Regions from separate parts of the Mus musculus genome. Here all the other regions are linked to region 1. The links are chromatin contacts, found by Hi-C in ENCODE. All regions are on one chromosome and are shown on one strand. Each heading gives the region's core, a stretch centred on a gene start or an enhancer-like site at or near the end of the contact. The rest is flanking DNA. Distances are from core to core; before and after follow the strand shown.

What was found. A loop is a pair of places that touch in the nucleus more often than their neighbours do.
Region 2: a map of regulatory T cell shows a loop between it and region 1 (6-fold over the local background). The contact joins the enhancer-like site here to the promoter of Eef1e1 in region 1. A Hi-C loop is called at or near these places in 2 of 37 maps with a recorded cell type or tissue (T-helper 17 cell and regulatory T cell).
Region 3: a map of left cerebral cortex shows a loop between it and region 1 (2.8-fold over the local background). The contact joins the promoter of Tmem14c here to the promoter of Eef1e1 in region 1. A Hi-C loop is called at or near these places in 3 of 37 maps with a recorded cell type or tissue (T-helper 17 cell, left cerebral cortex and regulatory T cell).

Annotation. Positions count from the first base shown.
Region 1 is chr13:38,657,624-38,660,345 of GRCm38, reverse strand. It overlaps Eef1e1 (eukaryotic translation elongation factor 1 epsilon 1), which reads left to right and starts at 1,318. Exons shown (of 4, transcript NM_025380.2): 1 at 1,318-1,439. The coding sequence starts at 1,353.
Region 2 is chr13:40,721,643-40,724,342 of GRCm38, reverse strand. It overlaps Tfap2a (transcription factor AP-2, alpha), which reads left to right. Exons shown (of 7, transcript NM_011547.5): 4 at 1,021-1,252. Among named protein-coding and RNA genes, the nearest start is that of Gm26688, 4.8 kb to the left of the region's middle. Within about 2 kb of position 1,427, at least 1 of the 3 ENCODE cell types and tissues checked has a DNase peak (open chromatin) inside an H3K27ac peak, as active enhancers do.
Region 3 is chr13:41,014,833-41,017,532 of GRCm38, reverse strand. It overlaps Tmem14c (transmembrane protein 14C), which reads right to left and starts at 1,283. Exons shown (of 6, transcript NM_025387.3): 1 at 1,135-1,283; 2 at 360-418. The coding sequence starts at 382.

The sequences.
Region 1 (2,722 bases), core at 69-2,568:
GAAGCTCCACCCCTGAACAAGCAGGTTTCAGGCTGGGGGAGGGGAGACTACACCCCAACAAACAGAATAATCAAGCCTGTCACAGCAACATCTTGGTTCCTGGTACCAGCTTCTGTCTTGGTCACTGTTCATTTGCCTATAATCACCATTTTTATTCAAACCACCACATAAGGATTCAACTTGTCTCAGTTAGAGTTTCTATTGTTGTAAAGAGACACCATGAGTTACTATTAACTTTTATAAAGAAAAACATTTAGTTAGGGCTGCCTTACGGGTTCAGAAATTTAGTCCATTATCATTACAGTGAGTCTCATGGCCCCAGGCAGGCAGACATGATGCTGAAGGAGCCAAGAGTTTTATATCTGGATCAGCAGGAGGCAAGGAAAAAAAAAAAAAAAGAATGCCACTAGGATCTGAAACCTCAAAGCCCACCCCCACTGCCACATTTTCTCTAACAAGGCCACACCTACTCCAACGAGGTCACGCCAATAGTGACACTCCCGGTGAGCATATGGAGGCTCATTTTCTTTCTTTTGGGGGGGGGGGAGAGGAGGGGTTCGAGACAGGGATTCTCTGTGTATCCCTGGCTGTCCTGGAACTCACTTTGTAGACCAGGCTGGCCTCGAACTCAGAAATCTGCCTGCCCCTGCCTCTGCCTCCCGAGTGCTGGGATTAAAGGCGTGCACCACCACGCCCGGTTGGGGGCTTATTTTCGTTCAAACAACCACAGATCTCAAGTTCCCTTGCTAGGTCACTGGCCCTTATCCTTATTTTAATTTAAGATTGTTCTATAATTTTCTTATTTGGAGAACTATTTGACGAGTTTGGGAATCAATGCTTTATATTTATAAAACAAATAATCTAAATTATTCTTCTGATCTACAATAGTTTTATAAGCATTGTAATGAATGATTCAATCTTTAAGATTCGGATACATTCAGCCAGGCAGTGGTGGTGCATGCCTTTAATCCCAGCATTTGGGAGGCAGAGGCAGGCGAATTTCTGAGTTCGAGGCTAGCCTGGTCTACAGAGTGAGTTCCAGGTTAGTCAGGGCTATACAGAGAAACCCTGTCTCAGAAAACAAAACTAAGATTCGGATACATTCTTCTGTGAAACTGTCTACACTCCGTGCTCTCCTCTGCCTACTGTGAGCAATCCACCGGACTCCGAATGTGGTTGGCCCCGCCCTTAATTACGAACCGCCCCCTGCCTTGAGCTGACTCCGCCCCTTTCGCGCAGGCGCGCTTGCCGTCCTCCCAGCCAATCGTGGGAGACATCTGTGGGGCCGGACTTCCTGCTCAATCAAGGTCCTAGCTGTGCAGGCCCCGCCTCCCTAGGAGCTGGGCCAGAAGATGGCGGCGGCCGCGGAGTTGAGGCTGCTGGAGAAGAGTCTGGGACTGAAGCCGGGGAATAAGTACAGTGCTCAGGGCGAGCGGCAGGTGAGGCGCAGCGGTAGGAAAGCAGCAGGGCGGCGGGGTGACCCGGAGCCTACGCGACCCGGCCGGGGCATCGGAATGGACTCCGCTCCCCACGTGCGTGCGGGGCGGGCCGCGTGGCTCGGTCTGGACCTCCAGGCAAATGTCACCGTCCTCCCCTCGGGGAGCAGAAAGCCAGTTCGCGGAGGCCTGGGCAGAGTCAGGGGTTCAGATCCCTGTAGGCGGCCGTTAGCCGTGCCTGGTCCTTTCATTCAGCGACCGCCTTTCCAGCGGCTGGCCGGGCGAGCGGTACAGATTCCTGGAAGCCGCCTGGCGGAGGGAACACGGAATAGGACCCTGCTCATTCTGGCGACACACCCGCTTGGATGTGCATTGTGCAGAGAATTGAGGAAGATTCCGGGTGTGGGGCAGTGGAATGCTTGGTGAGATAGAAGAATCCTGATTTCTTAGGGTGTAGAAAGTGAGTCCTTTGTAACTCATCATTTGCCGTAGAAAGATGGTACTAGAGGAAGAATGGTAGTGGGAAACCATAGAGTGTGCCTTGAACGGGATTCCAGATCTAGATGGCTTGTTCCTGTTTGGGCCCAAAGGTTTTGTTTTGTTTTGTTTTTTCCTTTAATGTCTAAATCGTAGCGGTATTGTGGGGTTCACAGTAACTTAATGTGGCACCTGGAAAGGTTAAATGACTTGCCTGCCGTAGGCTGCGAAGGCCATCCTCCCCAGAGGTGATGTGCTCTGTCCTCAGCCCAGTTTCCTTTGCACACCCTCTTTTTTGGCTTTGCCGAGACATGAGAGACAGTCTTGCTTTCAAGGCATGAGGGACAGTCACCAGCAATTAAGGGCCCAATAGGACAAGCGACAGGGGAGGAATACATTGAGGACAGTGGCACAGTGCCACAGAGGAGGTGGGATTTAAGCTTCAGTGAGAAGCTGGTGTTCAAGAGATTAGACTTGGAAGGATGTAGAAAACCAGTGAATTACTATGTAAGTTTGGGTCCAGTAAGCCACCCAAAACAGAGTAGTGCAATACAGAATAAACCCAAGTTCAGTCTTAGACCAAGTTCAGTTTGAAGTTCAGAGTTGGGTTTTAGTGCCTTGTGTAATGGAAACGTTTCACAGTGAGTCCCAGTTGAAAGTTTCTGGTTTTCTGTGAGTACAGACCAAAGACTAGAGATGAAATCACCGTGTTTCCTTAGTTGAAAACTAACCACAGTACACCAGCAGTTACGATGTGCTCAGCGAGATTCCCAATAATAATGACAAGGAACAGTCTAAGGATCCAACTG
Region 2 (2,700 bases), core at 178-2,677, 2.1 Mb before region 1:
CATTTTTGCATCTGTGAAATCTTTGTCATGTCAAATTAGATGTGTAAGGGATAAATGTTAAGAGGTACTCTTTCCAAGTCGACATGATAATTGGCTCTTTTATTAGTAATCTCTCCCGAGTTCGTTTAACTCCTATTGTCTCTATTAGCCTCCCCAGAGCTATTAATGTCACAAGTGATCTATCCAAAACCTAGAGGCCCTCACCTCCCCATACAAGTAGAATATCCCTATTTAAAGGCAAAACAAAACAAAAACATGAGAGGTGCTATGATGAGACTGTGCATATTATTATATGTCTCTGTGTGGAATTTTAAGATACAAACGCATTGAACTTAAACGGTTGTAGGTGCATCTGAATTTCATGTGTTAAGAAATGAACCCCTTGTTCTGATGGTCTTGAATTTGTTTTCTAACAATGGTAGATCCAACAATGAAGAGCTTATGGTTTTAACTGATTATATATCCTAACCCCCATCCCTTTGAAGGGGCTTAGACAGACAGGGTTCATTTAGTATTTGCTCAACAAAAGGATGCATTCCTAATGTTCAACTGTAGGCCTATTCTTGAGTCCTGTTCACGGGCTTGGAATGATCTCCAAAGCCCGAGTGTCTTTTAAATGGAACATAAGGGTCTATTGATGAAAGGACGGACGTGTAGTGTGTGATAACAGAATCCACCACTTGCTAGCTTACTGAAATGTTCATTTACTGGCTGCTGCAGCAATCGAAACTGTCTGCTGGTTTTAACAGCAATTTCTTTTGGCACTGAGCCTTTCGCCAGCAAAACCCCCACTACACCAACCCTGTCTCGGGTTTACACATAAAACCCATTCGTTGCCTCCCTAAACCCAAGCTCCTGCATCACTTCGGAGCCCTTTGAGAGCCTAGGGGGTCGCGACAGCATCAGCCATCTCTAGACAGCTTGCTGCAAGGGTCAGGGCAGGATGCCGCCTCGGGATTCCTGAGCTGAGCAGCGCTCGGTCGGTCCGCCCCCCACACGCGCCCGCATCTGTCTTCGCAGGCCCCGTGTCCCTGTCCAAGTCCAACAGCAATGCTGTCTCCGCCATCCCTATTAACAAGGACAACCTCTTCGGTGGCGTGGTAAACCCCAACGAAGTCTTCTGTTCAGTTCCGGGTCGCCTGTCGCTCCTCAGCTCCACCTCGAAGTACAAGGTCACGGTGGCGGAAGTACAGCGGCGCCTCTCACCGCCCGAGTGTCTTAACGCGTCGCTCCTGGGCGGAGTACTGCGGAGGTGAGGCTCGGACCGGCCCCGCCCCGCCCCACCCGGCCCCGCCCCGCCCCGCTCCACCCCGGGAACCCGGCCCCAGTGCGCCTGCGCTGGGCCGGTAGCTGTACTGCACGCGCGACGTGAAAGGGGCGGAGAGAAAAGAGTGGCGCTTTGTGGGCGTGGCTGAAGGCGGGGGTGGGGTGTGAGGCAACGCGCCTGCGCACTCGGGAACTCCGCTTTCTGCAGCACGCAGGCGCAGTTTTCTACGTCTGGGGCTCAGTCCCAGCCTTGGCAGCCGTGGGGCGCCGTGCTGCTGCCTTTTCCCTGGTTGCGCACAGGTTACAAGCTCAGAAAAGCTTCCGGGCTCCTTGCTTTGCCTTACTACACTGTAGGGTCTTGAGTGGAGATTTAACAGACAGGTTTTCAAGTAAAGAAAGAGAGTGACTTCTGCTTGCTGCGTGCCTCCCATCCCTGGTTGCTGGCACTTCCTGCCATAAGGAACCTCTACCTCCACTCCAGTCTCTGTACGGGGGGGGGGGGGGGGGGGGTGTTCTTTTGACGTTCTGATTTGCTGTGATGTGTGACAGGTTTCTGTTCATTATATGTAGTCGCATCCATTAACACAGGAGTCTCACCTCTCTGAAGTGAGTGAGTCCTGTTTTTCACAAGGGCCAGGGAGGTAGAGTCTAAAGAGAGAAAAGTTTCAGAGCCAGGTGTGTTCTTAGGGATCTATCCAATGGTGTGAGTTGTAGGCCTAGTATTAAATTTGGCCAAAGAGTATGTCTCTTACTCTCCTCTCTACAAAAGACCTGTAATTCGTTGTCTAACTTTATTCCTGTATATTAATAACTCTCAGTTGGGCCTTGGTGGGTATGGCCCACCTACATACTCTAAGAGGGTTTTTGCAGAGTTAATACCAGCGGCTTTCCTTAGTTATCTTTTACTGTCACAGATCTTTCTCTGCCCTCTGCTTTTTCCTCCCCTCCCCCCATCCCCAATATCGGAGACTGCTCACCTATGGGAGTATAATCTAATCCACACAATTAAAGACCCACTTGAGTAGGGAATAAAATCTGAAATTAATTAATTTGCTGTTTTATTTAAACAATTTATCTTAACCACTTTCTGATTATGGGAGTCTATTTAGACATCTATTTAGAAGTGACTCCATTGTTTCTGAAATCAGGGAAAAATTTTGAAGGCTGATATCAGCCATCAGCCTCTTGACATTTCCAGTTATGCTCCTGACATGGCATGTAAACACTTGGCAAGGTGCATTTCCCATTGGGATCAAAGCCAGGACATGAAATGAGAGCGCGATGATAACTTTGGTCACTGGGAACAACCTAACAGCAGATCTTGTGAAGACAATTTAAAGACCCCACTGGGCTTTGCTGGGATTATAGCAACAGGGAAAGCAACACAGTTATCAGTGGAACTCAGGAATACCTCCAACTCTTGCAATCAGAACT
Region 3 (2,700 bases), core at 34-2,533, 2.4 Mb before region 1:
ATCAACTCCCGCAACTCCTGAAAATTGTCCTCTGACACCTACAAACTCAACATGGCACGAATGCATCCACACAAAGAAGTAAATGTAATTGCTTAAATCATCCTCAGGGACAAAAGGATTGTCGTTTCCAGCAAATTCTGCCAGTGCCCAATCAGAAAGAAAGATAGGCCAGGTGGCAGGCTCGGTGAAAGAACTAGCCAGTGGCAGAACTGGATTCAAGTCCATGTCCCAGGCCGCTAGTTCAAGGATCATGTCACAACCTACGCTGCCTGGTGGGCAGTGCCAAGCTGGAGGTTCCCGTCATGTGCTCTGGTTTTAGAGGCTCCCAGTGATTCTACTCCGATGCACAGGGCACTTACAATGGGCCACTGTCTTTCTGCATTGTTCAGTCGCTTTGGAGACCACACCAGGCCTGCACCTGTGGAGGAGAGGTCAGAGCAGTCAAGAGACACGCTGACCTCTAGCAATCAGGAAGAAATGAGTTCAAGGTACAGCTCTGGGTGTGATTGCAACTGCCGCCTGGACACACACAGTCACTAGTCGCCCTAGCTCTGCTGTCCAGTGAAGGTAACTGGATAACAAGTAAAACACCTCTGTGAATATTAAGTGTTGTAGAGACACCAAATATTTTTACCACAGCCTCTACTATAGCACAGGCCCACCGAAACGAGCAGGAGTCACGGAGCAGCTCTGGAGCAGCTGACTGTCTCATCAGTTAGTTGATTGCTAAATCAGAAAACAAATGGCCTGTACCTCCATTCTTCTTAGCGTCTCCGAGAAGCAGGGTAAATGCTGCTTTCTCTCCAACGTCCTCCATACTCAGTTTGCAAACTTTTAGAAACCCTTGCACCCAACCCTCGGCTCCTATTAGGCTGGAGCAAGGGACCAGAAAATGCTCGGAACCCTAGTCGCAACTGCACTTAGACGCGCTACAACCCTACAAAGTGACTCCTGCTCTCTTACGGAAAAGCCCTCCGTGGCGCGGAAGCAGCGCACGCGCGTTTAGGTTTCCACTCCCGGAACCGCAGTTAGAGAACATTTTAGAGAGGCGGGAAGCGGGCCGGGGAAGCGAGCTCAGCAGAGTGTGCACGGAACGATTCCCCTGGTGATAGAGTCGGCAAAGTAAGAACACACCCAACCAACACTGGAGCCGGAGCCGGAGCCGGGAGGCCTGTGCTGTAGGACGAGGGCGCGAGCAGACAGCGAGAAGCCGAGGTCAGGAGCCGGGTGTGCAGACGTCACAGCGTGCGCTGCGTCCTAGCGGGAGGGGCGGGACCTGGATAGCCGGGAGGAACCTGAGGTGATTGGCTGGGCATCATCCTAGGCGGTCTTCGGGTGATGGGGCGGGGCTTGGTTCCGGCTTGGGAGTAGTGGGGTGGAGGAGCACCAGGTTTGGCTGCTGAGTTTGGGGTCCGTACTCCGAGGGTGAGCCAGTTTGATACAAGGATAATGGGATTAATAAAAGCCATCAGGAAAGGGTACCAGGCTGGTAGAAGAGGCATATCAGCCACAAGTCAAAGCAACTCAAAGTGTTTATGTACTGCCATGTGCCCAGTATAGATCTTAAGTATAGACATTTAAACAGTGAACCAATCTATTTTTAAGAAATTTTTGCCCTGGGAGAGCCTAAGTATTTACTCCTCAGAAGGTCTCAATTACAAATCAAAGTTCACCCCGAGGAACCAATGAGTTTATTAAAGTTCCTTACAAAGCATGACTGAGGAGTTTCAGGCAGAAGGGACAAGTCATGCTGGAAAACCTATACCCAGCGAGAATGATGGCTTACTTATGGCTGTGCAGAGCCCCGTTTCCTAGTCCCTGTCCACCTATAAACTCTAGCCCTTCCTCAAGTCACATGCAACTAGGTCAGAATGCATGAAACTGGGTGGAAGGGGTAACGGGATATAGGTGAGGGGCCCCACGACCCTCTCCACTCCTTTTCTAAATGAAGGTGAACAGTCAGGCAAACAGTCAACAAGCCCAGCTGGGACCATCTTTTGCAAGCAGGCACAGCTGACCCTCATGAAGATGGCGGCAACCTGGCGCAGATAGTAGTGCGGAACTGAATCCCACACGCTCTATCAGAGAAGCACTGTACGTATTGGCCCTTAAGAGCACTGAGGGTCTTGCTGTAGAGGACACACGTAGTCAAGGACTTAATCCGGGGCTTGCGTGTGATGGCCCTAGTCATGGACTGTGAATGTTTTGTCTCCTGTATATCATACTTGAACGTCTCACGTAATTTTGGTGTCTGCAAATACAGCATCTTGGACTATTTAACTACTCTGTTTTGCCCAGGCTGGCCTGGAACTGCTGGGCTCAAGTGATCCTCTCTCGGGAGCCTCCTGGGTTACTGAGGCTCCAGGCACATGCTATCTGGATTCCTAGTTATGCCAGCCTCATACACTTCTGTCTGTGCACTTCTCAGGAGACCGTTAACTCTTTGCCACTGTGGGTATAACAGTGGCCGGCTGCACCAAGATTCCTAGATGCCTGCCAACAGAAGGATCCCGGAAATAAACTAGGACTAGGTAGAAGATACAACTCACTCCTGTAGGCACTAGGGAAAGGTCAAGGCTCCAAGTTGCAATCAAACCACATAGAATTGTTACAAAAGCTTGGACAACCAGGAGATTCCAGCTAACTGTATCATTGAAGCCCATGTTTTCTTCTAACATTTTGTTTTCTTTACACAAGCTC